Linked DNA regions of Homo sapiens: all the other regions are linked to region 1. Evidence: chromatin loops called from intact Hi-C (ENCODE). Cell type or tissue: heart right ventricle. All regions are shown on one strand. Each heading gives the region's core, and the rest is flanking DNA. Links, peaks and the distances in the headings are about the cores only.

Region 1 (7,606 bases), core at 1,590-6,589:
CATTCATTCATTTTCAGCACATATTTATTGAATATTTATGTGGGCTGCTCTTGGCACTGGGATTAAACAGCTATAAACAACACACAACACACTTGCCTTCTTGGAGCCTACACTCTGATAGGGGAAGACAGACAATAAATAAATATATGTTAGGTGAAAAATACATCAAGATGAGAAGAAAGCCTGGGCGTGGTGTCTCACACATGTGATCCCAGCACTTTGGGAGGCTGAGGCGGGAGGATCACATGAGCCCAGGAGTTCAAGACAACCCTGGCCAACATGGTGAGACCCCATCTCTACTGAAAATATAAAAATTAGCTGCGTGTGATGACATGTGCCTGTAGTTCCAGCTACTCAGGAGACTGAGATAGGAGAATCGCTTGAACCCTGGAGATGGAGGTTGCAGTGAGCCGAGATCACGCTACTGCACTCCAGCCTGGGCAACAGAGCAAGACTCTGTCTCAAAAAAAAAAGGGAGAAAGGCCAGATATACTGGCTTATGCCTGTAATCCTAGCACTTTGAGAGGCCGAGGTGGGTGGATCACTTGAGTCCAGGAGTTTGAGACCAGCCTGGGCAACATAGTGAAACCCATCTCTACAAAAAATACACACACAAAAATTAGCTGGGCATGGTGGAATGTGTCTGTGGTCCCAGTTGCTCAGGAGGCTGAGATGAGAGGATTGTTTGAATCCAGGAGGTGGAGGCAGAGGTTGCAGTGAGCCGTAATAGTGCCATTGGACTCCAGCCTGGGCGACAGAGTGAAACCTTGTCTCAGAAAAAAAAAAAAAAAGAAACACTAGATGAGGGAGCCTTGTGTTTTCAAATAGGGTCAAGCAAGATGTAAAGGAAGTTCAGGAGCAGGATGTTTGGACATGTCAGGGGAGAAGAGTTCTAGGCAGTGGGAACTGTAAGTGCAAAGGGCAAGAGGCAGGAGTGTGCTTGGTATATGTGAAGGGTAGTGAGGAGTGTCAGGGAGGGAGCTGTAGAAGAGGGGATGTGGAGGTGTGGTATGAACATACCATATGGAGCTTTAGAGGCCTGGTGAGACTCTTCTTCAATTTTTTATAAGACAAAATTTCAAACATACACTGAAGTACAGAGAATAGTATAATGAACCCCTTATTTGCCTATTACCCAAGTTTAATAAATAGTAACCAAAGCCACTTTAATTTTATATACTCTTACTCTCCCTCCCCAGATCATTTGGAAGCAAACTCTATATGTATTACTTCATATGTAAATATTTTTGTATGTGTCTATGAAAGGGAATTAAAGGTGATCATGGTCCAATATTATACTTTAAAATGATTGGCTAGTTTTATCAGATATCCAAACCATGTGTGTATATATATGCACACAAGTATATACATATACTCAATATATATTTCAGGCTGAAGTGTGTACATACACAATATCATGCTGATTATTTCCTAAATGCCTGATTATGTGTGTGTTTGTTTATAGTTTTATTAGTTTGATATCAGGACCCATTAAAAAGTTCATATATTACAATTAGTTGATATGTCTTTTAAGGTTTTTTTTTTTGTTTGTTTGTTTGTTTTTTGGTAAAGACAGGGTCTTGCTATGTTGTCCATGCTGGTCTCGAGCTCCTGGCCTTAAGTAATCCTCCCACCTCAGCCTCCCAACATGCTGGAATTACAGGCATGAGCCACTGTGCCTGGCCTTCTTTTAAACTTTGGGTTCCCTTTCCATCTTCCCCCTCCCCCATTAAAATTTTAAGAAACCAGGTCATTTGTTCTGACTTTCGTATCTAGCTTTTGCTGATCACGTCTCTGTGATATTGTTTAACACATTCCCTTGTCTCTAACCTGTAACTTGATATTTCGATGTAGAGGCTTAGTTGTATCCAGGGGTGCTGGAGTCTTTTTGGTAAGACTACTTCATGTGTGTTGTCTTGAGAAGTTCACAACGTCCAGGGTTTCTCTCTTTGTGATGTCAGCAGTCACTGATGATCATGGCTTAGATTCCCTGGGGTTCTTTAGAGTCTACAAAATTTTGATATTTTACGACCGCAGTTCCCCCTTTATTCACCAATTGGAATGCATCTATAAAGTGAATGATTTCCCCATCTGTGAGGTGTAACTCATAGGGAATGCAGGGGATGTGCTTGATTCTTCCCCTGTATCAGTTTTCAAGATTACTGCAGCAGTTCTCTAGCATCCCCTCAAGGTGACGTAATTTTCTCTTCTTGAACTCGTGACTTTAAACATTTGATGTGTTGTAATACATTACCATTGTTGTTCCTATTGATGCTTGATTATCCCATATGGGGCCAAATGTCCTAAATTTGTGGCTTTTACTCACAGGGAAGCTGTTGGAGGATTTTGAACAGAAGAGTGACACATTCTGAAAGAGATCACTCTGGAGTTTATGTGGTCACCAAGGTGTAGAGGGTACCAGGGAGGAAGTAGACCATTTAGGAATAATCTAGCCAAGATACAATGTATTTTGGGTCAATGTATTTTGACATTAGGTGGAAAGAATGGTGGCATTCTGGATATTTTACATTGAAAGGAGGCTTATTTTGGAGTTTTGGAGGGCAGGATGGTGAGTTTTCTTTTGGGTATGTTAAATTAGGGGTAGTAAAAGGAAACTGAAGTGAAAATGTATTGTAGTCCATTGGCTATATGGAACTGAAGTTTACTTCAGAAGATCTGTGTGTAGAAGGCTATTGAATAATATTCTAATGTGTTTCCTGAGATGAAGGTCTACTTTAAAAGTTAAAGAATTTGTGGATTTCGCTTTATTTTTTGTTATAGGGTGGTAACTGATTTTTTTCTTTTCTTTGTTTATCATAATCTGGCTGTGACACCCATGCTTTCGAACTTTCCCCGACCAACTTTCCTAAGGAAAGTTGAGGCCTCTTTTTTGTGTTCCATTATATCTTGTTTGTTTGTTTGAGATGGAGTCTTGCTGTGTTGCCCAGGCTGGTCTCAAAACTGCTGGACTCAAACCGTCTTCCCGCCTCAACCTTCTGAGTAGCTGGGATCCATTATATCTTTTTAGTATTTCCTTTTGTGATGCTTTTTTCTACTAAATTACAATTACTTTTTACATCTCTAGCTGCCTCTCTGTGGAGTCAGTGACTATATTTCAAGTATGGATTTGTTACCTCCAAAGGATAAGAGGATTGGTTGGTTCTGTGAGCTCACACTGAGAGATAAGCTGGTACCTAGTTAACAATGGGCATTAACAAATGCCCCAGAGCAAGTTGATAGTTAAGGATGTAGAAAAGAGTTCTGAGAGTATCCTATAAACCTCCACTGGCCCATATGCACCTTTGTGGAGTTAGAAACAGGTAGCCCTCCAGAAGGGCACAGAGCTGAGGGAGACTTCGTGAAAATGAGAAAAATGGAGTGGAAGCAGCCCAGAGCCAGGTGCAGGCATAAAACCATGGAAAGCAGACCAGATGTTGGTTCCTACTTCCCTCCTTGCCCAGGGCACAACCTGAACAGCTACCTGTGGCATCCCTGCTTAGGCAGACCTCTGGGATAAGAGTAAATTTACAGACCAGGATCTAATCCTATTATAGCCGCCAACTGTGTGCCCTCAGTTTCTTCATCTGTAAAAAGACAGAGTTTGACTTCATAGCCTTTGAAATATAACTGCTTGAATATACTTGCTATTTTACCGCAGTTTGGCTCTGTCTCTCTCTCTCTCTTTGTGTGTGTGTGTATGTGTGAAAGAGAAAGAGAGAGAGAGAAAGAGAGAGAAAGAGAAAGAGATGCCTTGTAGTACTTGAAAATTAGAATTCTTGATAAAATAAAGCTCTAATTTGTTCTAGTGTTTCTTTTCAACAAACCAGGGGTTGCCAAGTTTTAAAACATTTTAAAATGCATTAGAGGAAGTGAGTCAGTTACGTTCTTCATACACTACAATGGAAGTACACTTAGTTCCAAGTTATGAATGCTGTGAAAAATTAGGTTCTTTTAATAAATACAAGATGAAACTTTCAGGCTTTCAAAATTCATGTTCTTTCTTTCCCTCCTTATTCATATTAGATTGCTTTTGTAAAGTATACAGCACTGCGATCTTAAAAATGAGCTTTTCGAAAATAAAAATCCAAGTGCCTATCTCTTGCATTTCCAGTTGGTAGTTTCCTATCATCGGGTTTGCCTGTTCACACAAGTCTTTGCGGCACAACGGAGTCTGACTTCCCCCAAATTAATGCAGTTAGTTTATTCCTCGTTCTGATGATTGCCATATATAGAGAAAGATCTAATTATTTTTATGTGGCACTATTCCTCATTTATTTCTTGGGGACTATGAGTGATTTAGTTAACTCCACCAAGGGAAGTGTAAGATGAGCCTCCTCAGGGTGGCTGAATTCTATTCGAGAGCATCACAGGGAGGTGGGGAATAGTTGACGTGTGCTGAGATAAACTCTTTTACAAGTATGACACTGTTGCTTTATTTTTTTGCCCCAGTCTGCAGGGTGAAAAGGACTTTTCATTTCACTGAGGTGAAAAGTGGGTCTGTGAGTAGAGCGACTTTCTTTAAAAAAAAAAAAAAAAATCAGAAACCAATTACTTGATATGCAGAGCTGCAAGCCTCGTTCCTTTAACAAAATCAGTGCAGTGTGCACTGCCGTTAACCTGAGGAAAGCAGCTGACATCTCTTGATTACGGCTAGAGGTGGAAGGACCCAAACTTGCAGCCTCCCCCTCCCCCTCGAGAGAGTGTTAGTCCAGTCCTTTAGAGAGGTTCGGTTTGGCTCTCTGTCATCACCGGGACGCTGGCAGGGAGTGTGTGTCATGGTTACAATAGAGTGTGCTAACATATAACAACCATGAAAGCCCAGCGGGAAAGGCTACAGATTCCGGGGCTGACCTTGGAGTAAGTATTGTCTGTCTTTAATATTTTAATGCTTTCTGCATGGCACTCGCTTTCTGGCGACCAATAGCTATTTAGCATTTGTTTGTACTGACAGCCTCAGAGCACTGCAGTGTGAGGTGGAGGAACATGTCTTAAATGCATGGCATTTGGTTTCAGCTAATGTGGACACCCAGACCAGCATTTTGCATTGCAGTCAGAGGAAAAGCATTGCTGCATATTTAAAGTTACTAAACCCCAGTTCTGGAAACATCTTAACAGCTCATTGTGAAAGAATGTATCAGTAGGCCATGGTGTATCTGTCTTTTTCTCCTTCTCTCTTACTGTTTGTTTATCCCTATGTTGCCTTTTTCTAAAGAAAGGCCTCTGTCTGCATTGAATAATAGAAGACATTACAATGGATTAGAGTGCAAGAGAAGGGTTATTTGTGACGTTCATTAGATGTGATCCATGTTTTATCTGTGCAACAGAATATTAATGAACTGTGGTACATTTAGAATCCTCTCTGCAGAATCTCCAGCCACTGCATGCAATGTGTTTACCTAGTTGAGCTGTGTGTTTGCTTAGCTGTTTTTTTTTTTAACCCATTAACTCATCTGACTGCCTTGTGATGTGATGTAGCTACATGAACATGTCCACATCTAATTTGTGGCGCAGAAGTTAGACATCTGTGATGCAGGAAGTGTCAGCAAATTTTTATTTTAAATCTGTTAGTCAAAGATGCAGAAGCTGTGAGTTAGTCTGTGCTGTCACACTTAAAATAATAAACAGTAAAATATAAATCCGGTAGACAAACATAAATATCCCTCTTTCTAACTTACAGCACAGATATAAAATTACATTTCAGTGAATTCTGTACAGTCCCAATAATCTCATACTGGACTGTCTGCAGAAAGAGACTGCAGAATGAGAACTGTGCTTGGTTCTGAGGATTTATTATTCCTCTTGAATTTTGTAGATGCATCATACAAGAGAAATTATTTCCTTAATTAATAAAAGCATGACATTCTGAAGTGAATACTTTTCTAATCAGTCCTTGCTCTAAAATTGTGCCCTGATTTTATACTAATGAGGGACTCACTTACAAAAAGTTAGAGGGCTCTCACAACCTTCTTGCTAGCTGTGACATTCTTCATATTAGAGGTACGAATAGTATTTACCCATTGCCCTAACATTTCTCCCATCTCCACCCCCACCCTAACATTCAACTCTCACCATCTGTGTGGAATATTTTAGTGGCATGCACTCATTCTTCTACTTAACCCTCCTCTCTCTAGCTGGAAATGCATAACTAAGCCATAGCTCTGTGTTTAAAACCCAGGGGCATTAACCTCCCGCTTTGCTTTTGCCTCTGTTTTTTGTTGTGCTGTTTCCTGGTTGTTTTCTTTGGACTTAGTAGATATCATTTCACATTAGGCTTTTTCTTTCTTTCCTCTTCTTCCTTTACTTTTTTTCTTTCTTTTCTCAATCTTGTCTACATTAAGAGGAGACACTTCAAAGTAACTTTTTAAAAATATGAACTCAGCTGTGTCAAACATTCCATTTTATGATTAGAAGGACTGAATTATGCCACGAGTTTTATGACCTTGCCAGCGTCGACACAGGACATAACAGTCAGCTAAACACAGGGGATCTTTGGATGTTGTTTTGGTATCAGGCCACGCCCCCTCCTTCTATCCTCTTATCTTGGTAAATATTACTGTGCATTTAAAATAGGTAATTCTGTTTGCCTAGGGAGCGTGAGAGTGGAATAGAGAATCACTCTTAAATATCATTGTAGTATTAGTATGTGATTTACTTTGAACATTTTGTTTACCTTGAAATGCAAAATTACTCTAAAATGGACATAGCTAACTTTACATTCACTCATGGAGAAAGCTAATTCTGCAGTCTTTGAGTAAATTCAACTTCTAGCCACTGCAGAGGAATGTTATAATGGAAAGTCTTATCACAGATTCTATTAAAAGCAGATTTAATGTATATAAATTTAATTATCTGGGAATCTTACAGTCTTAACTCACACAGCAAATGTGTAGAACAGCTTTTGAATGTTCATCAGACATTACTGTTTTTCTTTCAGAAGAGTTTATTCCATAAGCACTGCAGCTGTGGAGTATTATATGAGCCTATTTTATGCTCTGTAGATGCAATCTAGAATTTTCCATTGGATTTATCAGTAAACACAGGGCAGTTTCTGATTCCTGTTTCAGATATTGAAATCTTAGGTGTGAGACATCAAATATATATTTCAGAAATTAATAAGTTGTTAATTTATACAGAAATTTATGATGCCTAAATAGCCTATGCCTGGCTTTCCAGTTTCTGAGAAAGGTAGATTTTTTTGTTTTTTCTTTTTTCATTGTAAGTATAGAATTGGGTACATAGACACTTCGTAGCACTCATCATGTGTGTTTCCGCATAGAGACTGGGAATGGTGTTAGTGCCTATGCATGCCGATTTTAGGACAGGAAGGAATAGATAAGACTGTACATAGACAAAATGATGGACATATCAGGGGACATTCCTGAGAGCTTTCCAATGAGCTGCTAAGTTAGAGTACAGCATGTTTAAGAGCAGCAGCTTTTGAATATGCTCTGAGTGTATAAGGAAAATAATTCCTTACTAATTACAAGTGCTGGTACCAAATCAGAGAATGGTCTTAGAAGATATAAAACTTTACTCTGTTGAAACATTATATTTTTTAATTAGAGCATTTGAGCAATAATTTAATATTTTAGTTTAAGACAAATAC
Region 2 (7,606 bases), core at 1,802-6,801, 140 kb before region 1:
AAAGCCTGTGAGTTCTGTGACGTCCGGTGTGAGAATGCTTGGCACACCATTACTTTTAGGTGTAAGGGGATTCGTAGTTGGTGAGGTAAGTCTTCTCCTGGTGTTTAGTCAGGATGCCTTAGAGTGTGTTGTGTTGTATTAAATGATGGATGGTGTAACAAATACCCTTGAAGTTCTCACTGGCTTAACATAAAGAGTTAGTTTCTTCCTTACCTACGGGCCATTTTTGCAGGCCCATGCTCCGTCCCACGCGGTCACTCAGGCTGATAGACGTTCTGCTATCTTTATGTCACTTCCAAGGTCCCCCTGGGTGTTGACACCCTGATTGGGATATGGGAGAAGGAGTGCATGGGAAGTGTTCATGGGCCAGATCTTGAAGAGTGGCACACATCTACCCATATTCCATTGTCTGGAACTCAGTCTGGTGACCACACCTACTGCAAGGAAGGCTGGGAAATTTATTCTAGCTGTGTCCTCAGATGAACAAGTAAGTAGCCAGTTAATATGGCCAAAAGCATGAATAGGAGTGCCACCAAAGCATCTGTTGCCCTGAGAAGTGGTGTGTCTGGGCTGCCTGCCTTCTTCTCCAGTGTAGCCAGCATTGGGCCTACTGACAACAGTTCTGGAAGGGCTGCTACCCACTCCTCTCTGCAATTCTTTCTGCCTTCCCTGCACCATCATAGGCTTTACTGACTGTCATAGGGTATTGGCCATATGTAGAGATTTTGATCCATACTTGTGGCTGAACTTGAGCAGAGAGGGGAGGTAGCAAAGTGAGATGGGAAAGTGTCTGCTGAGTCTCCAGAGGACTTCCCTGTGAAAGCAGAAGTTATGATAATGCTGCTATCACTTTGCAGAATGACCACATCCTTTCCCTCTATTCTTCTAAGTGGGGACTGTTTGCAGGAAAAACATCACTAGGGGCTTTTCAGGCAATGGCTTTCGGGAATAGAGCAGGGCCAGGCACGCACAGGAACCGGGCAGAGACTTGGAGGATCTGCCAGGCAGAAGTGGCTCATGTTGGCCTCTCCTGTGCGGCCACCTGGGCTCCCTCACAGTTGGCCTCTGAGCACTGCAGAGAGAGATGTCAGTAACGCTCTGCTGCCTCTCAGCTCTGCTGCTGAGGAATCCTAGGCTGGCTGTGGCCAGGAATAAACGGCTTATGGCCACATGTAGCTTGATTGTTTGCAAATTAGTGAAGGTAATATATTACTCTGCAACAGCACTCTGCTTTTTGTTTTTAATGACACCATTTTTGGGTAGGAGGGAAAAATAAAAAGCAGCCTATATTCATGAAAAAAATACCTAAAGGACAGACTCATCTAAACACGTTAGAACTTTAACTGAGAAAATGATCCAGGAAAGGTTGGGAAATAGGTTCTTGGTCTCTCTACCCAGCCCCCTTCTTTGCCACTTTTCTTTGTTTTTATTCAAATAAATTGGATGCATTTCCGAGCTGGGGAAAGCCTCGGAGTATTTCTGATGTCTTGATAGAACATATAATACATTCTGGGTAGGTTAACATCTGTTATCTTAAGCTTTTTAGTAGTCAGTCATGTCAAGAAAGTCTAATCTGGTGAACATCTTGATTTAGCCATCTGTTGGGTCCTAGTGCACTCACATGTAAAGGGAGCAAATGGGCAATGAAAATGAGTTTGACCTGTTACTCTCAAACGATGAAGGCATTGCACACTCTAAATAATGGTACCTGTCAGGTTTTTGGATGCTTTCCTCAGAAAAGAGAAAAGATATTTAAAAGATAGTTGCAAATGCAGTAGGGGTGGGTAGAGAACCTGGTGACTTTAGGAATCAATACTGGAATTGTGTACCTAGGCTGTAATTTATCAAAACATCTCCAAGTATTTTACAGGGGAGTACGTGAGTGCCCTAATTTTACAAATGAAGCAGTTGATGGCTGTAAACTGCTTCTTAGCCATGGTCTAGGGCTGTGTTTGGGTCGGGAGGGAGAGAACCGCAAACAACATGATGCAAGGCTGGCGCGGGCTAGTTGGATAATGGTGAAATCTTATGCATTAGAAGGCTATCGATAAGTCTCATTACCACACAGCCATTGGGTACAGAGCTGACCGCTGAGCCACACCAGACCAGGAAGTATGCCAAGGAAACAATCAATAGAAGATATATTACTGAAAATTAATATTCTGCTGCTGAATTATTTTTATCGATTTAGGGATTGTGAAAATGGCCTTAGATAGTTTTATGAACAAAAAGCCTTTGTATTTCTTGAGTAGAAGACCAAAATAACAGAGGAAATCCCATCGCTAACACAAAACCTTGAAACATGGCCCAGGAAACAGAACACTTATCGTCTGTCCTCAGGAGAGCCCCTGCCTATGTTCACTTAGAGAGGTGGGTTATCTTGCAGAGCCACACGGGTACAGCTTCATTGCCATGGTCAAATCTTGGCTCCGATAGAACCTGTGTTGAGGAAATAATCAGAAGAAACATTAATAGCGTAATCTACAAAGCGGAAAAATAGAAATGCTTGCATCGTGTGAAGTGGGTCAGACGGTTGAATTAGGGAGTTGTAGGGCTGAGGGTGAATGTGTGGATTTTGCACATTTGGTAGTAAAAGGCTGTGGTTTGCTTAGATGGACAGCTCTTCTGCATTGCCCTTGGTACGTAGTAATGCTGTGTGCTGCGGGGCGCTGTCAGTGGGTTTTGGGAGCTGGTGCTCTTGACAATGTGTTGTTACCTGCTCCTGCTCCCTTCCGTTCACATCTTCCCTATTCTCTCCTTTTCCTTCTGAAGTCACCACCTCTCTTGCAGTTTAGAAGTGTATTATTTATGGGAAATAAAAAGTTAGTGCTGATAAGAAGCAGCATCACTGGGGCTCAGTTTGCGCATCATTAAAATGGAGCATTTGAAACACATGGTTTCCAGCTCCGAAGTGGAATGTTTCTAGGATTCAGCTAAGACTGACCATTCTTATGGAAGCATTTCCTGGAAAGTGTTAATGAGAATGCTGTTGCATTCCAAGAGCTTTGAGGAAATCTAATTCCTGACAAAAAATATTCTTAGGAAATCTTGCTCAATATATAGTTATTAACTTTTTATCACTTTGTGGGGAGCTTTTCATCTCAAGACTTTTCTATTAAATTGAAAAAATTGTGTTTGGGATGCATTTTCACAAAATATGTATCGCAATTATAGAGGAATGTTCACATTTGCTGATTCTGGGTATAAGCATGTTTATTCTTCCAACTTTACTGGAGGTTTGAAAAATTTTAAACTAAAATATTGGAGAGTAAAACCAGACAAGTGTATTTTTCCCTCCTTCAAGGAAACTAAGACAAATGAAAGGAAACAGTTTATTAACTGAGTTTTCCACAGTCATACAAGAGTGTAGTGGAAGAACCAGAAAGAGATTCCAGCTGTTCAGTTGCCTTTCTTGTACTTTTCGGCCATCTCTGCTCCCTTAGGAAAGGCAGATGCAGGAGAATTTCCTCCAGGTGCAGCTTCTGAACAGAATATCTCTGAGTCTTGCAACATTGCCATGTATTTTTACTTATAAATTATCCAAATGGGAAAAGCAGAAGATTGGTACTTAAGTGTCAGTTTTATAAAACTGCTAATTACATGGCATTGAGTAGATATTTCACCTAATGAGAAGAAATAGGTGGTTTAACTCTGAACCTGGAATTTTTATTTCTGACAGCTTGAAACAGAAAAATGAGTCCATGGGAAGTAGTAGTTAGTTGTGAAAGAAGGAATGTTAGATGCAAATCTAGTAGTTTGATGGGGAGACAAAATAAGAATTGCATGCTGCACTCTTACATTGCTTTCAGAATTGTTTTGTTGGAAGGTTACTGGGAACATGAGATAGTGTGATAAGGTCTTTAATTATCCTACTTGTCTGTCATCTCTGGAAAGTCAGGAGAGAGGAGTTGAACACTTTCTGCTTCACCTGATCCGGGGGACCTGATCCGGGGGACCTGTGTGGGTTAAGAGGAGGATGGGCCTCCAGGGGCCACTTCTCAGGAGCAGACAGTGCTGTTCTGTTCCTTCTCTCTCCCCTGGGACCTTAGGGAAGGAGATATTTTTCAGTTTTGTGATGTTACCTGGCCTAGTAACAAATTATGAAATCAGAATAACCTGTTTATGATCAACATGTACTTCAAACATTTGGAAAAATAAAGAATTGCTCACTGTGCCTCCTCAGTGCTAGGGAGCTCTTGGATGCTGGGTCATCAACGTGGGAGGGAGGTGATCACTTTCATTATGGCCTCGGGCAAGCATTTTCCTGTTGTGGGGCTTTTTTTACCTTTGGCTACCTCCCTTGCGCCTAATCAAGTATGAGGAGCAGCCACAGATATGTAAAAGAGGCCAGCAGTCCCTTCTGGCTCATTCAGAGCATCACCTTCTAGAGCACCTTTGATGGGACAGGCTCCGCATTTCTCATTAGATGATCCTCTGAAATATATTTCTTCTGATCTTCATCTCCAGAGACAAGGTGAAATGCACTGATGAAGGTGGTAGTTTGTCCACTAGGTGGCACATCAGCAAATCTCCTTTGCAAGGGATGGAGGTAAAAATACTGGGGATTTTTAAAAAGATGTATCTGTCAAGCATGTGAGATAAAGGTATGCCCTACGTGCAAGGTGATTTGCTAAGTCAACTGGGGGAAGAAAACATTCTAATTCTCTCATTGTAACAAAATTGCCAGGAAGAACTTTTTAAATGCTAATAGACTTGTTGAAATTAAAAAGCTTTATGATGCATCCTAGAGATTTTTTTTTTCCCCACAAAAGTTGGGCTGCAGATCACTGCTGCAAGTAAGAGAATGCTGTTAATCTTGCTAGCATTCTGAGTATATAAAATAACGTATGGAAGATGTTTAGACATCCTAGGTTTATATATTTGAATTATGTTCTGAAAATGGTGCATACTTGAGCTAGAGGGATTCCTACCAGTAACTTTTTAAAAAATTAGTGGAACATGTTAGGTATAACTTACATTTGAAGGAATAGACTTCATGTTGCTAGAATGCATTATCAGTAATTCTTATTGCATGCACAACTAAACATAGCTAAATGAATAACTCCATGCTGAGCACATATTAGTTATGATTTTTATACCAAAATGTTTAAAAATACTTCTTTAGAAGCATATAAAGGAAGCGACATTTCTATTTCTTAATCCAAGTATCCCTTCTGAAAACTGAGCAGTAAAATTAGTAACATATTCCCCCCTTATCTGAGGCTTGACTTTCTGTGGTTTAAATGGGTGAATACAGTACAGTATTTTGACAGATTACATTCACATGACTTTTATTACAGCATAGTTATAATTGTGCTATTTTATTCTTGTTAATCTCTTACTGTACCTAATTTATAAACTTTATCATACGTATGTATATATTTTAATAGAAAAAAAACAGTATATATGGGGCTTGGTACTATCTGTGGTTTCGGGCATTCACCAGGCATCCTGGAACTTATCCCTGGAGTGTAAGGGGAGACTGCTTTCCTTGTATTTCAGAAGACAAATAACGTTTTTAAAAAATTCTTCTTTCTGGTAAAGCATTCAGATTTTATTTTATTTTTCCCCCTAAAGAAACTGGTATTATTTATGATGGCTTAGGGTATTGCTTTACAAATAAGAATCAGATTTAATTTATTAGGTTTGTCTGTAGGTAAAACAGGATACATACATCCTTTTGAATCCAGTTTTCTTTAGAGGACAGTTGAAGTGTACAATTAACAGGCTCCTCACAAACGTCCTTACCTGCTGTCCCAGAGGAGAGTGGTGACAGGTTTTCAGGGTTGTCAGGTAAAGTATGGAATCATCACCAGGGTTCAGGTGGCATTAGAGAAACCTCAAGGAGGAAAAGGAGGAGGAACCTGTTAGCTTTTAATAATTGAGTCATGTAATGTCTTCAGTAAAGCCAGGATAGACAGGACTTATCCAGTTCACTGAACTTCAATTTTAGAGGAAGATTGAGGAAAAGTGCCCTGCCATTCCATGCAAATGCTAGTCTTTGGTGAAAAGAGATTAAAAATATTATCTTATGGCATGCTTGTCTAACCCGCAGCCCAGGACAGCTTTGAATGCAGCCTAACACAAATTTGTAAACTTTCTTGAAACATTATGAGATTTTTTTTTGTGATTCTTTTTTTTTTAAGCTCATCAGCTATTGTTAGTGTTCATGTATTTTTTGTGTGGTCCAAGACAATTCTTCTTCCGATGTGGCTTAGGGAAGCCAAAAGACTGGGCACCCCTGTTCACGGCCACAGGAATCAGTGCTTCCTTTCCCTCTGTTTCTAATCAATCACCTCTCTCATCCCCTCACCTTTCCTCAAGTTTTATAATCATTTATGATAAATATTACAGGAACATAGTAGGAAAGTCTTTTAGGTATTTGAGCTGTTTTATGTAAGAGTGTAGTAAGCAGAAGGAAATTATACTCTGCGAACCTGGAAAGAGAAAGGGACAGAATTTGTGGGGTCTGGTTTTGTAGATCTGTACAGGTATCAAAGTCCAGGATGGTTTGAGGTTGGAGAGAATGGCTGCCTTTAGGAGCCAGGCCCACTGTACCCCGGCTGCCATCACACTGCATTTTCAGCTCCATTACCCATGTTTGCCTTTGCACATGCGGCTCTCTGGGCTTGGCATTCTTCCCCCAGCTCCCCATCCATCCTCTACCCCACTTAGAATTTCTGCTTCCATTAGACTTGGGATTTCTAAACTTGTCTGCACTTTGGGATCACCTGGGGTGACTTCAGAAACTACTTACTTCCAGAGATTGTGATTTAATTGGCCTGTTTGTGGCCTTAGTTTTTTTGAAATTTATAAAAGACCCTCCAGTGATTCTAATGTGCAGATAAATTTGAGAACTACTGTTTTGGACTCTGTTCACCTCGTCTCTCAAACCTACCCTTACCCTCTACCCACCCTTCTGAGTTATTCCCTTCCTCGGTGCTTCTGCCCCACCAGCACCTGGAGTATCTTGTCCTGGGTCTCCACTTATCTCCTTGTATTTTATTTGTTTATCCATGTGTCTTGCGACCCCATGACTGCATTCTGGTGGGACTGAGCCTTTTTCCTCTGTCTATTCTTAACATCCATCATAATGCCTGATTCATAGTAGATATTTAGTGATTGGCTTTTGAATCAAGGGGATAAAACAAAATAGTAATACAATGATTTAAACAAATCGATTCATGTACTTCTGACTCAGGGCATTTTTATTGCCCAGGTAGATAGTTCTCCTTTACTTGAAAAACCATTGACTCCCTAATCTCCTGTCATTGCTTAAAGCAATGATAAGTATATAAAATTAAAGAAGAATATGTTCTGTTGTGTGGTATTAGCTTGAGTCACAAAAGCCAGCTTTAGATAAGGGGACAAAGAGGGCTAAGCCTATGTTCAATAAAGCTCAAGGAAGTGAGAGTAAAGTGCTGTCAATTTCTAACAAAATAATTCCCCATTGCCTTACTTAAAGAATATTAATTTATCTAATTGATGATAATCTGGTCAATTTATTATAGCATTAAAAATGCAAATCAGTTAATATACCAAAATATTCATTGTCGTGCCTGAGAATTTTTAAATTTTATTTTATTTTATTAGGTGATAATGGGAG
Region 3 (7,606 bases), core at 1,600-6,599, 67 kb before region 1:
GGCTGGCGCCATATGGAAACAGCATCATCAAGGGCCCTGGCTACTTTTGTCTTTGCTTGTCTGTTTTTAATATGAGGACCCTGACCTTGGGCAAATCGTGACATAACTTTCCTAATACTCAATTTCCCCATCTGAAAAAATACTGAACATTCTTCCTATAGTTGCAGGATAGTGGTAAGGCTTACATGAAATCCTGTGTGAGAAAATGTCCCTTTCAAGAATAAAGTTGATTTTTAACACTGCAATGGCAGCCACAGCTGTACTAGTTTTCACAGTGGTGATGGGTAGGGGAGGGTGTGAAATAGGAAGCAGAGAATCTTACCTTAACCCATGGTCTTCATTCTCGAAGTTCTCAATTCCTGCATACTTCCAGATGATGTTATTTAAAATAGTACATTGGGCTGGGCGCGGTGGCTCACGCCTGTAATCCCAGCACTTTGGGAGGCCGAGGCGGGCAGATCACAAGGTCAGGAGATCGAGACCATCCTGGCTAACATGGTGAAACCCCGTCTCTACTAAAAAAAAAAATAAAAATAAAATAGTACATTGGAGAAAATACTTTAAAAAAACTGTACCCTGTAACAAATAGAATCTTTACTTATTAAGTGATATATATCTTCTATAAGCTAATTGTTTATTCTGTGACCTCTTTACAATAAATTTCGGTACCATTAGAGGCTTAAGTTTACATTATTGATTATTTGAATATGTGTGTCATTAATCTTCCATCGTGCTCATACATTTTATATGTATATTTTAAGTGTTGTTTTTGCATTTAGATGGAGAGGAATGGCCAGAAGAAAGTAGACTTGTGGGTATTAGCTTCATATAGCAGTTCAAGAGGTCCCTTGAGCTGATTTGCCAGTAAATTTCTACACTAAAATAGGCTTTCAGAATAGGGACTGCTAGATAAACCACAAGGTGTCTGTAGTAAATAAAAATGATTAATCTCAGCAGAGTAAATTCAGTATCACTTTTCAAATAGTCTCATCCAATTCTGTCTCCTGGTTCTATAAAAAGCCTTTTTCTTTTGGTATTAAGGTTGTCTGTAATTTTAATAGAACACTTGAATTATTATCTGATTTTAAAAAATTGGTTCATAAAAGAATATTGATTCTTCAAATTAGGGGCAGTTGAAATGTACATTTATTAGCAAACTCGTCCCCTGATGGGTCCTGGAAAGCCCTGTCAAGAAAACTCATCTTAAATCTATGTGAGAGACACAATTCTTAATGATTGGCTGTGGATTGGACAGTGAGGTTGGTGTGGAAATGCAAGTGAACTGAAAAGTGAAAGTAGAAATCTGTTAAGCAGGGTTCTTTCTAGTTGCTGAGTTTTTATTCCACATCATTGATATTCACTTCTTTCCCAGGGCATTTTCCTGGATAATGAGAAGACTCTAAAATCAAATAAAGCTTTTGAACATTGAAGATGTTTGCCACTGTTCCGTTGAAGAATCCTATAGATTTATAGTGATTCTAAAAGGTGTCTTATATCCACTATATTAACTAGCTTTTTAGAAGCTTATGAACATTGTAGCTTTTATTGATTCTAGGGAATTGGACCCAACAATAAGCAATAAAAGTCGATGGTAACTTTCTTCCCATATAGGGTTGTGCAGATCAATACTTCGAATTTACTGTAATTTGCTGGTAATGGATGGAAGAACTGAAAAAATTGTGGAGCCTTGTGGGGCACAGCTGTGCGGTGTTGCCTTTTTATCTAAGCTCACTGTAGGTCACAGGCTTTCCCAAGTAACAAGAAACATAGTTAAGTGGCAGGGCTGATACGCATATTTATCAAGAGCCTTCATAAATCATTCTAGGAAAAAAAGGAAATCACAAAAGTTGTCCACAATGACTTTAATTTTATAGAGATCCTGAAGGATCTCTAAATTTGCACTATCCTAAAGGCAATTAAAATTCTAAATATGTAGCTAGCATTGGTGTTTGATCTCCTTCTGCTAAAGTAATTTTCTTACTGATTAATAGCAGGGTGTGTGATTTCACTGAAGTCTAATTTGCTTCGAATTTTCAAATGTATTCACAGCCCTTTGCCCAGGTTCAGTATTTAGAGGTGGAGAAGATGTGTGGGTCACATACCCTTGCTCTTTTATTGAGTCGGTGCTGTCTCTTTACCGTAGCTCTGTAGTTGTGCCCTAGATTCCTTCTTCTAATTCAAGCAGTGCACTTAAATAGTCATAGCTAACACGAAGGGTGCTCTTAGGTTTGGGAGCTGTGCCACATGCAGGACATGTGTTAGCATTAATCTTCTCAACACCCCATAAGATAAGCTGTATTATTTTCATTTTGTAATTTTGGAAATTGAATCTTAGGGAAGTTAAAGTTTATGAAGGATGCTTCCTGGCATTGGCTTGGATTAGAATATGGGTATGTCTGAATCCTGATCCTATTTGTTTAATCACTATGAAACATACAATTGACTTAAATAAGGATTGTTTTAAGCTATGAGTTCAATTGATCTAATATGAGTTTTATATTTTAGCTTCTTTTTTTTATGAAGGACTGTGCCTTCTCTAATTTGATCAAAACTAGTTTCTTTAATTTTAAAAACGACGCAGAAACTTTTGCTTGAAAGAGAGAGTTCTTTTGTTCTTTGAGAACAAAGTGAGCACACAAAGTACAATATGACTGTGGGCTGGAAGCTATTAACCTTGATATAATAAATGCACTTCAGTTAGTATATAATAAACAATAAACTAGAGCTGTTATTCATGTAACTGTTGGCTACTACTCAGCAAAACCCTGCAGAGAAGCATGTAAACTTTGACTTAGGAGACATATTCCTCCTAGGTCATACTGACTTGAAAGACAATATGTGTACAAATGTCTGATTCTCAAGCTCGATTTTGACATCAAGGGTATAATGTGTTAGGAAGCATCAAAACCCATAATAATTGACTAGAAAGGAAGCTTGTTTCATTTGTCCGTTTACTTGAGGTTAGCTGATTATTTGACTTGTTACGCTTCTTCTGCTTTAAAAGGTCTGTGTTAAAAGTAACATATTCACAGGGCTTTGGTTCACATAAAATCAGAGTCTCTAAAAAGTGTGAAATTTGCTTAGAAAGAGTTGCCAAGATCTGTGTTGTGTCTCTCCTAAGAGTAATTGACAGTGTGTTACCAACTATGAATGCAGCCTGATAGCCTACAGGAGGGGTCTGTGGTGCAAAAGTATCAAGTCATTACTTGGTGATGAAAAATAATTAACATACTCTGGACTTGGGCAGATGTGGATTCAAAGACAAGCTAAGCCTTCTACCAGCTCTATGACCTTGTGTGAGTTACTTAGCCTGTGTGTGCCTCAGTTCTCTCATCTCTAAAATGAGAATAATAGTGAAGTTTAAATAAGATAATGTATGTCACTGTGCAGTAAATGTGAGATGCCATTATTAAGGTAGTGAAGGTAGATGAGCTTAGTAAAGAAAGACAGTTCCCACTATTTGTGTAAAAAATTTAAAGTGGAAAAGGTGGTTGTCATGAATGATGTTTAACTTTTCATCTAAGCAAAATCTGGGATTTTATTTTACAGTTTGTCTCATATTCCTGCTCATCAGGGACTCGCTGGTGTAACTTAAATCGTTTGCCATCTTTTCATCCACTTTCAGATTTGCATTTTGCTTAACTTCCGAAAGGCCCTCAGTGCTTTTAGACAGTCTTTTCTCCTCATCTCTGAATGGTACCCTGTCCTGAGCTCCACCACAACTATTCTAAATCAGCCCAGGAGTTAAGCATTTCCTCTCAACTCCTGTGGATCCTGTACACACATTTCTCTCCTGACTCTGCCCCTCCTCCTCCTCCTCACTGCCTCTTCCTTGTTCCTGGCCCTCAGCCATGCTTCCTGGATAATTAAAGAAGTGTCCTAACTTCTCTCCCATGTTGCCCTCCCAGAGCCATGTGACACCCTAATGCCAGAGTAATCTTTTTTAACATGTTGATTAGGCCATCTTATTCCCCTCTTTAAAATGTTCCATGAGCTCACCATTCCCTATAAGATAAAGGCAGCCACTTCCAAAACCCTTCTATGATGTGGCCCTGTCCCTGCCTCCATACTCCTGTCCTGCTGATTTTTCCTTCCTGATCTCTGTTCCAGCCATGTTGTTTCCTGAGTGTGTTCTGTTTCACTCCACCCTACCTGACTACGTCTGTTCTCTCTTCTGGAATTCCCCTTTCTCACCTACTCCCAAGGCTGCCAGGCTAATTCCCAGACATTGCAAAAGAAAGACCAGGCTCAAGTATTGTGTCACTTAGGAATTTTTGAATTGCAAAGACTAGAAAACACAAGTTAAACTGGTTTAAACAATAAAGAGACTCGATTGGCTCATGTACCAGAGAAGTCCAAATACACGCAAGGGTAGATGTATTGTTTCAGAGATTTCACCCAAGACCCAGGTTCTACCAGGCTTTCTTGTCTGCTACCTGTGACACCTATTCTTGTGGCTGCCATTAGTTTTGTAGGTTTAATGCTACTTCTTTCTCGTTAGCTCTCTCGGACAAGGGAGGAAGTTCTTTCCCAGAAGCCCTGAGCAAACATCATTTTGCATCTTATGCATCATTATGCATCATTTTGCATTTGCTCAGGTTGAGTCACATGTCATCTTTAAACCAATTACTTTGATGAAAGCAGTGAGTTTTGTCATTAGTTTAATTGGAGCTTATCCTTGAGATTGAAGGTAGTATCAGTTCCACTGTATTTTGTTAGCATGAATAACAAGAAACATTGGGGAAGAAACAGTCCTGACCCTCCTCAGAGAAACTGATCACCCTCCTCCCTTTTGTATTACTGCATACTTTGAAAAGACCTCTATTCCAGGCCTTTTCACACTGTATTTTACAGTGAGTAAAGTCCTTTCTCCCCAGTGTCTGGCACAGCACCAGCCATATCCACCTTTACTAAAAAGTATGTGATTGAATAAAGGAAACCCATTTTGTTGGCTTTAATCCCCACATGTGCCCTTGCCTTTGCCCTTGGTAGAAGACTTTTGCCTTCTGTATTACTGAAATTACAGAACTTCAAGTGAATTGCTTCAGTTTTACTTTGCTTATCTTTGAAAAGTGCCTGTTTTCACCTGTTCCTTTCTTCCTCGTTAGGGGAAAGAGTGCCCTCTTTATTATCAGTACCAGCCCTCCCTGCTCGTGTATTTATTCAAACCTCTCCTTTCAGTTGCTCACATCACCACTGTCTCCCACTCTCTGACATTGCCGTGGTGGAGTATAGGGGAAAAAATTGGAACTGGATGACATAGGTTCATTTGATTCCACTATCTCATGGCTTTGCAACTCTGGTCAATTGCTGATCTCCTCTGGGCTTTCCATGGGAAGACTTGTGTGTCCTGTCCAGGCAGCCAGCTGATTTTGTGATGAAGCTTATAGACGCAGTTTATGATAAAATCTTAATAAACCACACTAGACAGTCATATCATGACTCGGAGACTTTGTCTGTATAAAGGGCTTATGAGAACTGATACCACAGTCTTGTTCATTTAGCTTTATGGCAGAAAAAGCCAACTTGGAAAGAAAGGAATAAGGTAGCTAATTTCTTTATTTTTCAAAGAAAGTGAGTGTTGTGGTTTTGATCAAATAAAATTTACATATAAACCCAGCAAGCATTTTGTTTTAGCCTTTTGTGGTTTATTTTGTTTTTGTTTTGTTTTGTTTTGTTTTTGATGTTGTTTTTTTAAGACAGAGTCTTGCTCTTTAGCCCAGGCTGGAGTGCTGTGGTGCCATCTTGGCTCACTGCAACCTCCGCCTTCTGGGTTCAAGCGATTCTCCTGCCTCAGCCTCCTGAGTAGCTGGGACCACAGGCACGTGCCACCACGCCCAGCTAATTTTTTTTTTTGTGTGTGTGTGTGTGTCTTTTTTTTGGTAGAGACGGGTTTCACCGTTTTGGCCAGGCTGGTCTCGAACTCCTGACCTCAAGTGATCCACACGTCTCGGCCTCCCAAAATCCTGAGAGATTATAGGCATGAGCCACTGTGCCTGGCTGGTTTATTTTGCTTAACTTGACTAGCACAAATAAATATATGAAAGTGCATTATGATTATAGATACAAAAAGAAAATTAAATAAAATCTGTAAAAAGAGAAAGATAATTTAGGATTCTCCATCCATCTCACATTTCCCACAAGGATTTTACTGTTATTTTACAGGCTGTGTGGTTTGACTGTTCAGGCATTTCTATAGGGATCTCCCTACTGGTTTTCCAGCTTGACTACTGTCTTCATTTAGGAAAGCATGTATTTATGAGCAACTTACTGGATTTTTCAATTGTTGTTAGAATGTAGACCATTTTTGCCTTCTGATGATTTACAGCCAAGCCCTGTGTAAGATCTGGTTCTATGGTATGAACTTTTTTGTCCTCTGCTTCTGCCTTTACAAGTGACTCTCAGAAATGCAGACCAGAAAAATGGCACCCAAAGCGTTTCTTTAGGAGATCCTATCCCTGGATGAGCCTGTACACCCAGCTAATTTTAAGCTTTGTCAAGTAGTGAGAACTCCATTTTGAGTACCTTTCCTTGCCTCACACTGCTTCCCACTTGCAAAGGAAATATCTAAAAACCTGAAACTTTACCTCTGTAATGACAGCCTAGAAAATTAATATTCCCTAAAGAGGAAAACAATCCAAAGGCAAATGGTTTATGCAAACCAATAGTCCTTAGGGGGACTTAAAAGTGCCAACCTCTAATAAACAACATACACAAACCACTTTCTCTCTAGATCTCTAGGGGTGGGGCTCAGGCGTTAGTATTTTTAAAAACTCCCTGGGTGACATTAATGTGTTGCCAGGCTTCAGAATCACTGCTTGAGCTGAATTATCTCATTCCTTTTTATTTTCTCTCCTCTGTTAGCATTTACACATTCAAGTAATACTGCATAATCTTGCACCTGGTGATAACTCTTTTGTTTTATATGCGTGTATGTATGTTGCCCCAGCTAGCTTTTAAATGTGTTTTGTTTTTCCTCATGTATCCCTAAAAGCACCTGATATACTGCCTTACACATCTTGGCTTCTTTGAACTCTTTTCCTAAATTAATTGTTAGTGCAGAGTACTTGCAGTAACTCAGTCATAGGATGAGGCCACCAATGACTAATGAAAGAAAGATGATGATGGGGAAGTGCATGAACTTGAAATTCATTGGTGTCAGGAAAATGGTGAGGGAATGGTGTGTACTGGACATTGCCACTCTGTTTCTATGTGGGGTTTGGGAGTGGTGGTGCAGAAGGCAAGTTGCTCAACTTCCAAATTCCCTTTGTTTTTTGGAGGAACTCCCAAAGTGTGGATCTTGGTAGACTTGGCCCTACCTCCCACTATACTAGTGAGGGAGCCAATATTCCTTTTTCCTGCCCACTTGGAAGCTGGGGCAGAGACCCAGGTGTGATCATGTAACCCTCACAGGACACCTGTGAGGAGAGATGAAGTGAAGGTATGTGGGGGCAGTTAGAGATTCTTCCTGGAGGCTGAGCTCCCACTCAGTGTTCAGCTGCAGAGGTGTCCTAACTGGGCTGTTCCCTGGGTGTGGTCATACTTTCTGGGTTTGATTTTTTGGTTCCTGCCCACTTTCTGACGTCGTCTGCCCAACCATCCTATT
Region 4 (7,606 bases), core at 1,485-6,484, 130 kb before region 1:
GCTGACATTTTGACAGTGTGTCCTCGAAATGTCTTCTGATAGTACTTCCAACTAGCTTACACGATTGGTCACAGAAAAGATACTTCTGGGCTCTCTACCTGTTTTGTTTTGTTCTCCTGATGACCCGATTTGTGTTTCAAGGGGAAAACTGGTTTGTCCTCCCACCACCCCCCCCAATCCCCCGTCTCTTTCTCTGTAGTGGGAATTTGTTGCCCTCCTCTAGACCCTAGTTTTTCTAGAAGGACCAGCACAATGAAGATTGTAGTCCTCAGAGTAGAAGTGTATATGAGTACACCATGCTTGGCTTTTGCTTTTAAAAATTGAGCTTCTTGGGTCAAGATTTTTTCCAAAATCTGTCAGGACTTCCTTTTGCCTCTGTGGGCAGATAGCAATGACACTGTAAGCTGGTAAATATATTCGGAGCTGCTGCCAAGGCTTTGTCTAAAACAACTCTTGACATTCAGGGAACTTTCTGTGCTCCTCTCTCAGGAGGGTGACTTGAGATAGAAAGCAGGCAACAATTGTCGTTCCCTTCGTTTTCACTGAAGAGCCAGATTTTCTCTTTGCAGGAACAGATTAAAGTGCAGGTGAGCCTGTGAAGGTTGGGGGTCTGTTCTCCACCAGCATTACAGATTGCCAAAAGATAGAACAAGGCTGGCCCTTTCTCCTCTCTTAAGTGGCTTTTGTTTCTTTTATTTTTGTCCTTTGATTTAAACAAAAAACGTAGTTTTAAAAATCTTTTTTAAAAATTCATTTGTGCTAGAATTCGTTGATACACTTTGACTTGAAGAATGACCAGTTTTTGTGCTGTATTTTGCTTTAGAGATGATATTACTCCTCCACATATAAGCGAGAGCTAAAAACTCTCTGGGGTTTTCTTCCTTAAGTGGTATCAAATCAACATGCCTAAGTGGAAAAACACCCTGACACCCTTCTCTGCTGGGGTGGCATTTCTTGACAGGCTCCTCTTTGTATGTCTGGAGATATATGCAAAGACCGTTTGGGAACATAAAATGCAATCAATTTTCCTCAGTGGTTAGATTCATAAATCCCTGAGCTATTTTTAATGACATAATCTAATCAATTGAGAGCAAGCGTATTAGTGTGTTGACAGACAGAAAGAGATGGAAAACCAGTGGAATAGCAGGTGAATGGGTAGGGAACCACTAGACACTTCCTTCCCCTCTCCCACATTTAAACATCACTAGATAACTGGGTTAAGTAAAATCCAGGAGTTAGTGATTTAAAAAAATGTTTATACCTGTCTTCCTAACTTTCAAGAAAAATAATTATTCTAATGGATAGAGTGAAAGAGGTCGTTCTTAGACAAAGTACAGTTGGTCCTTGTATCTCTCTCAGGATCAAACTATTCTCTCAATTTAAATATCTTTAGAATAGACACCAAGGAGGAATAATTTATTATGAATTGGTAGTGTCGTATGTTGTTACTCCTGTGCCATGCCAGTAATGAAAACTTAATATTCATCTCTTGGTTGCTTTCAATTGAGATAAGATGAGGATGAACGGAGTAAACAAGCTGAGACAGACTGTGAAATTGCACGATGGGAATTTTTTCTTTAGCTGCTTATACACTATACATAGGTTAAATATTCCAACTAATGATGGCTCTTAGAATCCCCTCCACCCAACCTTTTTACATTTTGGTCAGGTATCAGCAGAACTAAGTTATTATCATGAGGGAAATTAAACTGTTTCTGTCTTTGAGCTAGTAGGAACTGAAGGGCAGGTATTTATGTAAATGAATGGGCTTTCATGCTGGGAGGTGTAAAGGGTTTGGTGGCTGGAGAGCAGCTGCCCTGAGCCCTCCGTTTTCAGGTTTGCAGGCAGCATGTGTGTTCTGCTACATTTTTGTTTTCTTTGATGCCTTTGGAAGAGATGAGCGCCAGGCATAGTGGTGCTGCTTGGCTGACCAGCTGTGCCCTAGTTTTTCACCATCCCAGTCAGCGGCTGCCTTTTACAGAGGTGTCTGTCACCGCTGATTTACTTAGCCACTGTGACCTTATAGTTGCTTCAGATGGGGCTTGACCCAAAGCTACTGCCGAAAGCCATTTAGTGGTCTCCTGAAATGCCACAGCCAGCATTCTGAAGAAGAGAAAACAAGGATCTCACGATTTCCTGTCTAATAGCAAGAGCCTCCTCCACCTGGATAAATGCATTAGGTGTCTGAGCCCACTTGCTGCTCTCTCCCACCGAACTGCAAGCATCCGTGATCTCCGAAGTTGCTGGAGTGAATAACTAAGCTGGACCAGCTGACTCCGGGCTCCAATCAGCTAGAGCGTGATGTAAGTGTTTAGCAGCTGCCGGGCTCTGAATTAGCGTGCTGAAGTAGAGGTAGTACAGCATGGCTAGACTGTTGTGAGAGGCTCAGAGAAAGCAGAGGGTGAGATGGATGAGTCCAGCATTCTAAGACGAAGAGGGCTCCAGGTAGGAGACTGCTCCATTCTTGACATGTAGCATTGTCAGTGGCCAGCCATTGAGGATTTCAAAGTTCCCTTGTCATTCCTTTACTGGGCACGAATATGTGCATAATTCTTAGTATCTACATGGCAACGCTATACGGAGTTTCTGGTTACAGGTATGACACATCACAGGGTTCAGTGAGGAAGCTGCTTTTGTCAGAGACAATAGATATGACTTTTAGTTTGACACTTTGGTGGTTTGTTTTTCTACTGGTTATTCAAGAATAGTTAAATTGTGGCTGGCAGTGACAGCTGATGCACTGATCTGGCATGCCGTCAAGTGTCTGGGAAGTCTGTCGAGGGGTAGCAACTCCTTTCAATTCTGGGAACGCAGGACTCAGTTTTGTGTCGGGATCAACCTCCGCTCGGCGGCATCTGTCTGATCGCCTTGCAGTTGTGTGCAGCTGCTGGGAATTTTCCCCGTCAGTGAAATGAAAGTTTTTGCTGGCAGCTCAAAGTTTGCTGTAATTTGTTTATGTTGAGATGAGAAAAGATATGTAACTCACTGCCTTGCTTTTTTGTACCCAAGTTTCTCTGATGAAATTACTCTGACTTTATTGTACAAATACATTCTGAGTTAAAACTTGGCAAATCAGAAAACTTGGAAAAAACAACAACAACAAAACATCTGCTTGGCAGTTTATAAGTTTAAGGAAGCCAGAACATAAGTATGTTCAACATTAGTATGGTTAACTCCTGCATAACTCTTTGTCCTGTATATAAGTGATATTTTTCTTTGTGAAAGAATCTAATCATTAGCCATTGTTAAACTCTTATATATTATTTTGATATTAAAAAAAATGCTTGGAATACAGAATATACAGCACATTTAGAAATGTTTCCTTAATATTAAGTCTTTGAATTTCAGCTGGTCTAGCTGTCTGCTTTTTGTTCTAAGTATCAATTATTAATACTAATATTCATATTACTATAATATTAATATAGGCAACGAAAGGATTATTTGCAGCTAAACAAAAGAGGGATTAGAGAAGTTGGGGTTACATACCATCTATTGTTCAAACCTAAGTAAACAGACTACCTCCTTAATGAATTTCAGTGTGGTCATTGTTTTTGAATGCACAGTGTGGTTAGTCACTGCTGTGGATTTCCTTTTCTTTGTTTTCATCACCTCTATAAAGTTCTGGTAATGCACAGCTGTTTGTGTCCACGTCCTCTTTGGGGTCAGTTGTTAAATATGGAAAGGCTCTTTGTTAAAAAGATGATTAACTCTGTTAAACTCTGAATAGTTCAGATTATTAGTGACTGGATAGTAATTCTTCTGTGAGTTTTCTCTTTCCTTTAATTCATTTTAAATGATCTGAAAATGTTTTTCAGAAGAAATTCCTTTTTTAAGTTTTTGTTATTTCTGTAATATGTCTGTTATCACAACTTCAGAGGAGATAGTTGAAGCATATAGTGCTTGTGAGGGGCATGGTTTTCATGGGCCTTTAATTTTAGAAATAAAGGAATCATTATTTTTCATTAATTAAAATAATGGAGCTATTTTCTATTTAAAATATTTGCTACAAAACAAAGGAATACTTGCTAATATATTATTAGAGTGCTAGGTTTTTATTGTACTTAATATACTTTTTCTACACCTGCCGTCCTCTGTATAATGGATAAGGAATATTTTCTCTTCTGGATGAGATAAGTCTTCATGCTGTGAAAAATAACAACATAAAAGTGCTTGAAAGTTCTGCCACTTCATGGTTACAACTTTACTGTGGCTTAATACAAAACCTATTTTGCTTTTACTCCCATTGCATCTAACATTTAAAGAAAGACATTACATAGAGTAGCTGTTTTTAGAAATTCCACTGTAGGGAAACTATTTACAGAATACACACTTTATGTATTTGTATTACCACACATGTCACTGTAGAGTTCATAAGAGTAACGCCACCTAGTGAATTTAAGAATAAAATTAATTTACAAATATAGATAGCTATGTGGAACATTTGAACCTGCCAATGAGGTATACCTGTGTTAGTAAAGCTAGGCTGAAACCTGCATATCTCTATTCCTGGCTCCAATCCTGTGTTGTGAGGTAATCCTGACACACCCTCTTGGTGTCTGTGTATTATTCTGTAAAATGCATACTGTAATATATGACTTTTGAGTGTACTAAATAAGTAGATGGGTAGAGTTGAGTTCTTTAAAGTTAAGGGTCATATAATAAATGTACTAGCATCTAGGAGGAACCCAATAAATATTGTTGAAAACCAAGGGATGATTTCTATTCTCTATAACATTCCATATCATTGCTTATGAAATGAACTTGTTGTATTTATACACCATGTTTGTTGTCTGAATTTGTCCTTAAGTTAGAACAGTTATCAGTAAACCTAGTAAACATTTATTTACAGGGATCATTATGACAGGCTAATATAGGGGAGTTTACATTATTTTTAAAAGCATCTGTGCATTGAATAGATACATAGTATGTGAGACAAACCAGCTCTTTAACTTAAAGCCCAGTGTCAAAAATCTGGAGTATACACTATTCTAATTCTCAAATCTAATTTTACAATAATGTATTATGTGTTTAGTATAAAATGATGCAGTATGTATTTAGGACCAATTTTAAAAAGTTCAGTACCTCTAGTTTTTAAAACACGAGACTATTAGTGGTGTTTTTAAAATTTGGACTTTGAAAAATTATTTTCAGTCAGAACATATAATTTCTCAAATCATGACAAGCTCATAAAATGGCAGCACAACTGAGTTGTTCATCTTAAGTGACTGCACTTTTCCATCTTTTCTATGGACTGTATTCATATTTCCAGTACTACTGATAGCACTTCAATCACTGCCTTTGAAATGAGAATGAGAGAAAGCAGCCCCAGTGGTTTCTAGTGTTAGAATCTAGAAAACTTTTCAGATTGCATCTCAAAACATAGGAAATTCTGATGGATGGATGGGCTTGGGCCGACCTTGTACTTTGGGCAATTTGAATTTCTAGACAGGTCTAATTCATCAAGGGATAACTGGTTCCTTTTGGGCCTAATATTCCTCATACGTGGATCATATTTTTTAACTGTCAGGGAAATTAATTGTTTCAGTGATTTCTGTTATATGTTTCTCTTTATTTGTTTTAATGAAAGTATCCCTATCCCTAATGTGATAGATCCTAAGGCTGGAGAACAATGAACAATAGGCATCGTAAGGCAGGCATGACTTACTAAAAGAGAGGGGCATCCCAGAGCGGCTGACGATGCCTTTCCTGCCATCCTCTGGTGCTTTGCTCTGCCTGGCATCATCTTCTCATGATCACCTCCCCACACACGCCCCCCAATTAAATATTACCATTTCCATCCACTTCCAGACTCTCACGTGCAGCTAGAATGTGAAAAAATGTTTTCCCCAAATTTCCTCTATGATGCAGTTAAACATCAACGAAAAGCAATGAAATGTTTATTGTTTAGACTTCTAGATCTGTGAGTGTGTTTAGGTTTTTTTTTGTTTGGTTTGCTTCTCTTTCTTCTAAACCCGACTGCACACCCCCCACCCCTGTCCCCTGCCCTTCCCACCTTATTTAAAACAACAACAAAAAGATAACATTCTTACGCTGGCCTAGGCTCTGATTTTCCGCTGGCCTTGGTCTAGAATTCAATTTTAGGAAGCAAAATAGCAGATAGATTCTTATGTTCTAACTGAGCATCAATCTGCCTCTGTCTCATGGTGCATGAATGTATATTCAAGTCACAATGTCTCAATGTTTCTTCTGTCTCAACCTTAATATAATTATGGGTATGTTTACACTTTACCTGAAATTCAATAGTAGGATCATTACATGGGAGTATTACTCTGTCTATATTCATTTGAAGACTCTGACTGGCTATAGGGAAGAAGTCTAGTTGGAAGATTATAATAGAAACATTTATGATAATATTAATTCATCTTTGGGATAAAGCACTTTTGTTCTTCAGCAATTCCAGAAAGACATTGAGACTTCTTTGGGACAGGAAGTATCCAGATGGCAAATGAACTTTTTGCAGTTGTGGGTCCTTAGTTTATTAGACAAATCAATGCCATATCCGAGTGGTGTTTCTTACCCATTGGAGGAGTTCAATTTCTGCCTCTGAAATAGATATAGTACTGTAGTTTCTATTTCCTGATCCTTAGGGGATAAAAATGGCATGTCCTCAAAATCTTGTGTTCAGAAAAAATTCTATTTTATACTCTAAGAGTGGATTTTAACTGTAAAATAAACAAATTTGTTTACTAGCTCCTCTTTTGCACCTTTTGGCTCTCTGGTGTAATTGTTAATAAACCACAACGTTGTCATCTCTGTATTTTGGTCAGTGAAACAGCAATTCTCCAAGTCATTCTAGTTCCCACCTTTGATTTCTCCATCTCTTGACTCCTGTCACCAAACCCTGTCAATTCTACCATCAAAGTATGTCTAGAGGCTAGGCCTAACTTCTTGCACACCTGGATTTTGGAAATGTCTGGTACCCCACTGAACCCAGACCCATCTCCTATTCATCCTGCTTTTTAGCCCAGAGTCCATATCACTGCCCTGGTGTAAGATCCTCCTATGACTTTTCCTGATCTACTCCAGGGTAGGCTAAAAATGCATACTGTGAGTTTAGCCACAGTCTTGCTTTCAGGTCTCATCTCTAAATCTTTGCCTTCCAGATTCCTGTTTCATAACCTGTTCTCCCAGTGTTTGGAACCTCCAAACTGCATGTATCCCGTTTACCTACAATATCCTTTCTTTATTTTGCACACATTCTTCTGCTTATTAGAGATTAATGTGAATTTTAATTTTCATGAAATTTTCTATATTCACTGCATTCTGTTCTGAACTTGCTAATAGTCATGATTTTATTTGTTTGCAATCTAATCCTATAACATGCATTATTTTAAATAATTTAAAATTATTTCATGTAGGAGTATGTTACACTGAAACTATAAAACCATTGAGGATTACTGGTTTTGGAGTCAGATATGTGTTCAGTGACATTGAATAGCTCTGTAACTTGTGTTAAGTTTCTTGACCACTCTGAATCTCCCATGTCCACGTCTGTAAAATGGAGATAACTAAATGAGGCATTTAAAGATTGAAGGAGATTACAAATCTTTTAGCACAGTGCCTGGCACATTGTACTTAGTTAATC

What was found. Peaks named below come from ENCODE experiments on the same cell type or tissue, not always from the same donor. Only the 100,000 strongest peaks of a DNase experiment are listed, where the experiment ranks them.
Region 2: a loop joins it to region 1, with 2.1 times the contacts of the local background. A loop is called at or near these places in 12 of 110 quality-filtered maps.
Region 3: a loop joins it to region 1, with 2.4 times the contacts of the local background. A loop is called at or near these places in 4 of 110 quality-filtered maps.
Region 4: a loop joins it to region 1, with 2.7 times the contacts of the local background. A loop is called at or near these places in 14 of 110 quality-filtered maps.

The regions. Positions count from the first base shown.
Region 1 is chr5:66,954,438-66,962,043 of GRCh38, forward strand. The region is part of intron 4 of MAST4 (microtubule associated serine/threonine kinase family member 4); the gene reads left to right. Among named protein-coding and RNA genes, the nearest start is that of MAST4-AS1, 46 kb to the right of the region's middle. In heart right ventricle, for the core only: no CTCF peak of the experiment used is centred there; a DNase peak (open chromatin) is centred at 4,714; H3K4me3 peaks cover 3,125 bases; H3K27ac peaks cover 3,389 bases.
Region 2 is chr5:66,810,096-66,817,701 of GRCh38, forward strand. The region is part of intron 3 of MAST4 (microtubule associated serine/threonine kinase family member 4); the gene reads left to right. Among named protein-coding and RNA genes, the nearest start is that of MAST4-AS1, 190 kb to the right of the region's middle. In heart right ventricle, for the core only: a CTCF peak has its summit at 4,501 (motif pointing right); no DNase peak of the experiment used is centred there.
Region 3 is chr5:66,887,528-66,895,133 of GRCh38, forward strand. All of the region lies in intron 3 of MAST4 (microtubule associated serine/threonine kinase family member 4), which reads left to right. Among named protein-coding and RNA genes, the nearest start is that of MAST4-AS1, 110 kb to the right of the region's middle. In heart right ventricle, for the core only: no CTCF peak of the experiment used is centred there; a DNase peak (open chromatin) is centred at 3,864; H3K4me3 peaks cover 471 bases; H3K27ac peaks cover 3,158 bases.
Region 4 is chr5:66,826,438-66,834,043 of GRCh38, forward strand. The region is part of intron 3 of MAST4 (microtubule associated serine/threonine kinase family member 4); the gene reads left to right. Among named protein-coding and RNA genes, the nearest start is that of MAST4-AS1, 170 kb to the right of the region's middle. RefSeq lists an enhancer at 3,294-3,795. In heart right ventricle, for the core only: a CTCF peak has its summit at 4,378 (motif pointing left); DNase peaks (open chromatin) are centred at 2,284 and 2,788; H3K4me3 peaks cover 2,978 bases; H3K27ac peaks cover 3,172 bases.